Regions from separate parts of the Homo sapiens genome. Here region 2 is linked to region 1. A link is a loop called in an ENCODE intact Hi-C map of the cell type or tissue named here. Cell type or tissue: HepG2. All regions are shown on one strand.

Region 1 (2,500 bases):
ACCAGGCACAATGGAGATACTGTGAAGATGCTTGTAAATGTTAAACTAAGTCACAAATCCCCAACATAATTATTTCTCACAGAGACTAGAAAATCATGCTTACAGGCCGGGCACGGTGGCTCACACCTGTAATCCCAGCACTTTGGGAGGCAGAGGTGGGCGGATCATGAGGTCAGGAGTTTGAGACAAGCCTGGCCAACATAGTGAAACCCCGTCTCTACTAAAAATACAAAAAAAAAAAAAATTAGCCAGGCGTGGTGGCGGGCACCTGTAATCCCAGGCTGAGGCAGGAGAATGGCTTGAACCCGGAAGGCAGAGGTTGCAGTAAGCCAAGATCATGGCACTGCACTCCAGCCCGGGTGACAGGCTGGAGACTCCATCTCAAAAAAAAAAAAAAAAAGAAAAGAAAAGAAAAGAAAACGAAAAAGAAAATCATGCTTACAATGTGCCTTAAATTAAGAAGTGAAAGCCACCACTGGAAAACTGCCTGAATGTCTGCTCATCTTCATCGCCAAGAAAATAACTTTAAGATCTAATGGGCTGGACAGTTTTGTAACAGAAGTTACTCTGATGGCCTGTTCCTACCAGTGGAAGCTTTACTAACAATGTGTTGTGTTCATGCCATAAAGCCGACATGGGACCTGTGAACTCTTTTCCAGAAAAGCCCATTTTAACTTTCCAATTTCAAGTCCTAAAAGGGTGTTTTATAAATTAATTCACCCATCTGACTATGGTTTGGAGAAAAAAAAATCATAAATACTCCTCTTCTTCAACGAGGCTGCATCAAGAAAAAAAAAAGTTAAACAATCTTGTCAAATGAAGGTCGGGGACCCTAGATCGGCTCTGAAGTTACTTGGCTTAAATAGAGACCTGCGCAGCTAACCCAGCCCAGCGCTCGCTTGGTTCCTATCACTGAATCTGCTCTCGTTTTCTCAAAGCAACTGGAAGGGGGCAGATTGCCAGAAACTTCCCTGGGACGTCTGAGACTTCCAACTGTCTGCAAATAACACAGTCCTGAACCAGCAGGAGCACGGGCTGGGAACCCAGATGGGGAAGGGCGGGCCGCGCAGGGAGCCTCCCCGCCAGGCACTCACGCTGACGATCGTGGAGACGAACAGCAGCACCAGCACCGCGACGTGGAGGACGATGATACTCAGCAACAGGAGGAGCATTCTGGCGGCAAGTTCTGCTCAGCGGAGTTTCTGCCTGCGAGGAGAGCGCTGGGCGTGAGGCCGAACGCACTGGGCCGAGCGACGGAGGCGCGCGCAGAGGGAGGGTCCCGCGCACTAGCGGAAGGCCCGGCCTGGCCCAGCGCCCGCAGCCCGACCGCCCGCGCGGGTCAGGAGCCTTCGCGCCGCCTGCCGCCGAGAGGGGGCAGCAGCCGCCTGCAGGACCAGCGCCCAGTGCCCAGCGCCCAGCCGGGCCCGCCTGCAACGGAACATCTTTTGCTTTTGGAAACAAAACAAGCGGTTCGCACGTCTAAAACCACCCAGGGAACGGAGGGGTTTCCAGAAAATATGAGCAGAGGCCACTGCACGCTTCCACCCACCCCAAGCACCTCCCGGCGACCTCCCTGGAAGGTGAGAGGTCACGTTCTCCGAGACCCCGGTTCAGATGGTGAATTCCCCTATGGGGTGGAGGTAGGGGTGAGGGGAGTAGGTGCCCAGATTTCCGTCTGAGACCTGGAGACAGCCGTGGCATGCGGTGGGGGAGACAGCGGCGAGGAGGCTGGTTTCCCAGACCCCAGTGCTCTCCGCATTCCGTTTGTCTCCAAGTTTCCACCCAACTCTGCCAGCGTAGAGGAACGGTCCTGGCCCCAGCTCAGCCTCGCGCAGACTCTGGCGGCTCCGGAGAGGTGGTGCAGAGCCAGAGTAGTGTGGAAAGAAAAGAATGGCTCGAGAGGGTTGCCCGGACCCTGCGCTTCCCGTCCACCGCGCGCTTCCCCAGGCAGCCCCTGGGGTCAGGGGGCATTCTGCTCTTGCGCTAGACCCACGTGCTCGCCTAGGGGTCCAGTCTGCACCCCAGGCACTCAAAGCCAGGACACGAACCCCAACAAGCCTGAGCTCCGGTCTGGGTGCGGTGGGACAGGAGCCCAGGAGCCTGGACCGAAGGGAGTAGATGTCCAGCGGACGGGAGAGAGAGACAGAGGGTAAAAGGCTGAGTCCGAGAATTTCAGCCGGTCAGAGCCGGCAGGACATTTATCCCAAGTAATGCGGTCCTCGCCCCTCATTTTAAACTTTGGGGGAACTGAAGGCTGGGATGACCTGTTAGAGGACATGCATGGCTGTGAAAGATCTGGCTGAGACTCTGGGGACCATTTTAGGCAGAGTCTTGGGCCAGGGAGACAACGTTTCAATAACCCAGTTTGGAAAGTACCCAATCCCAGGCCCCTCTGTTCCTCTCCACAAGCATCACATTCAAAGAAACTCTGGAATGCACTGGAAGAAATAAACAAGGATTTCTGATGACTCCCAGAGGGTTTGAATTAAGCCGATGGCAG
Region 2 (2,500 bases), 170 kb after region 1:
TAGATTGGGTGCTAAGCCTTGTTCTCACAAATCACTTGCTCAATAAATACTTGAGCACCGACTCTGTGCCAGGCCGTTGCAGGGCTCTGGAAATATAACGGCAAACACAGCTGACCTCACCCAGGTCTCATGGGACCTCCAGCCTCACCATCCTACCTCTGCTGGTCCAGGGACACACGGTAAACTGGCCACATGAAGAGGGGTCTCCAACGGGGCTGCTTCACAGTAGAGGAGCCATGGCTGAAACTGGGGTCAGCAGCTACTGGACAAACACATCTGCTCTACTTGAGAACACCAGCAGGGTTGTCATGGGTAACACCAATGAAGAGGAGATCTGAATTTAGGGGAAGCTGCCTGCACTTGGAATTGAGAGGCCCAAGTTCCAATCTCGAAAGGGCTCTCCTCCTTCCATAATTATCTAATCAACTAGGGAGCATAGGCCTAAGCCTATGGGAGCTTAAACAAGCTCCAAAATGCAAAAATGTGAGCAAGAGACCTTGGCACATTGAAGGCCACCTTTCTTCCTTCCACAAGTTAGAACTTCTGGAACTAACTTTGCTCTCCATAAAAACCCTCCCCATTGGCAGACACACAGAAACAACCCCAAGGGTCAGGTTTTTAACTTGCCTGAAATCCTGTGGCCTCTCACATCCCTTTGTCTACCAAAAATAATGGAATGCTCCAGGTGGCTGACCAATTGAATCTAGAAAGGAAGTGAATTGATACCATGAGCTTTGCTGGGCCCCCAGCAATAGAAGCTTCCTAGAAAGGCCATAGATGGGGTTGGAATTTCCATTGGCCCTGGAATATAGGGCCTGGGAGAAAAGACAAGGTCTCAGCACCAAGTCCAAGGTCTTTTCCATGCCATCTGCTGCCCTGAGCAGTGTGCTAACAAGAGTGGGCACCTGTATATTCTGGCCTGCCCCATAAAGAAATCAGATAATTGTCAGGCTCAAGGCAGAGAATATGGGGTGGCTTCAAGCCCCACCTAACATGAGGTATTCCTTCATCTCCATCTGGCCCTGCCCAGCATGCCCCCATGTTCCCACACACATGCTCAGAGCTGGGGACAGGCCCAGCCTAGCCATGCCTTACAGATCTAGGACACTGTTGTGGGGTTTGCAAGCACCACAGTAGCTGGCTGAAGCCTTGGGTTCCTGGTGAGAGACAGAGGGAAGGTGATGTGGGGATGTGTAGTGAAAGAAGAAGACAGAGGTTTTCCTGATTGCTTGACAAACATAAGCCCAGCCCTTAGCTTCAGCCCAGGCTCTGACAACATCAGATCACAATAAACCTCAGGTTGTGTTTACTCCCCTTCCCTGGCTCTACCTCCCCTGGTTTCTCAATCTGTCTACTCTTATCTGGCACTGATAATGTGTGGGCTCTGAAAATGTGCCCTTTGGTCTAAAAGTGTGGGGATTCCAAAAAGCCTCCAAGAATGAATGACTCAATCAAGGCTGAAAAGAGCCACATTGTCCAGATGTGTACATCTGCTTGGACCCAGCTCGCAAAGCACTTTAACCATCTTTTCACAACCGCTGTCCACATGGAGTGAGGCTGCAGGGCCGGCATTCCTACTCCTAGATTCTCATCTTCCTGGATGCATCGTCAGTCCCTGGTTGGGATTCCACCACCGAGAGCTGCGCTGCTCCATGTGACTCCTCCACTGCCTCTGAAGACCCCCTTTAGGACCCAAGGATCAAAATCCCTACCTCAGGGTGCCCGTCTTGTTTTCCCTGTCCTAAAAAAAAAAAAAAAAAAAAAGACTAAGGGACTGGTCATACTGCTCTGGTCTCATTCCAAAGTGGCTCTTACACTTGCTGTTGATAAACTCGATAACTGCTCCTTGTTTAGGTCTCACCCGACCTCTATTCCAGTTAGAGGGCTCCTGGGCCACCCCCAAATATCTGGCTTGCCCACATCTGCACTGCGCCTTTGTTTATGCAGTTACCTCCTTGAACACTTTCCTGCAGCTTTTTTTTTTTTTTTTTTTTTTTTTGACACAGTTTCGGTCTTGTTGCCCAGGCTCTAGAGTGCAATGGCGCGATCTTGGCTCACTGCAACCTCCACCTCCCGGGTTCAAGTGATTCTCCTGCCTCAGCCTGCTGAGTAGCTGGGATTACAGGCACCCAACACCATGCCTGGCTAATTTTTTCTGTATTTTAGTAGAGACGGTGTTTCACCATGTTGGCCAGGCTGGTGTCAAACTCCTCACCTCAGGTGATTCATCCATCTCAGCCTCCCAAAATGCTGGGATTACAGGTGTGAGCCACCGTGCCCAGCCTCCTGCAGCCTCTTATCTGTCATGCAGACTAATCTCCTTTAAGACATGCTCCCAGGCCACTGCTAAAAAGGCTGCAGAATGTGGAACTATTTGATGTCCTAATAGCCCCTGCCAACATGAAAATGACCAGCAGGCTCAGTCATGTTGCCGAGGTTAAACTTCAACTGTTTAAACGCCAACCGTGGAATTTGCAAATGGGTAAATACCATACTCTGT

The links. Hi-C counts contacts between places; a loop is a spot of excess contacts. Peaks named below come from ENCODE experiments on the same cell type or tissue, not always from the same donor. Only the 100,000 strongest peaks of a DNase experiment are listed, where the experiment ranks them.
Region 2: it touches region 1 in a loop (4-fold over the local background); 24 of 110 quality-filtered maps call a loop at or near these places.

What each region holds. Positions count from the first base shown.
Region 1 is chr17:15,259,556-15,262,055 of GRCh38, forward strand. It overlaps PMP22 (peripheral myelin protein 22), which reads right to left. Exons shown (of 5, transcript NM_000304.4): 2 at 1,095-1,206. The coding sequence starts at 1,172. It overlaps LOC124903931 (a long non-coding RNA gene), which reads left to right and starts at 1,404. Exons shown (of 2, transcript XR_007065632.1): 1 at 1,404-1,580. RefSeq lists a silencer at 1,337-1,456. In HepG2, a CTCF peak has its summit at 1,374 (motif pointing right); DNase peaks (open chromatin) are centred at 1,336 and 1,816; H3K4me3 peaks cover 1,819 bases; H3K27me3 peaks cover 641 bases.
Region 2 is chr17:15,431,928-15,434,427 of GRCh38, forward strand. No RefSeq gene overlaps it. Among named protein-coding and RNA genes, the nearest start is that of CDRT4, 34 kb to the right of the region's middle. In HepG2, no CTCF peak of the experiment used is centred here; DNase peaks (open chromatin) are centred at 1,454 and 2,484; H3K4me3 peaks cover 873 bases.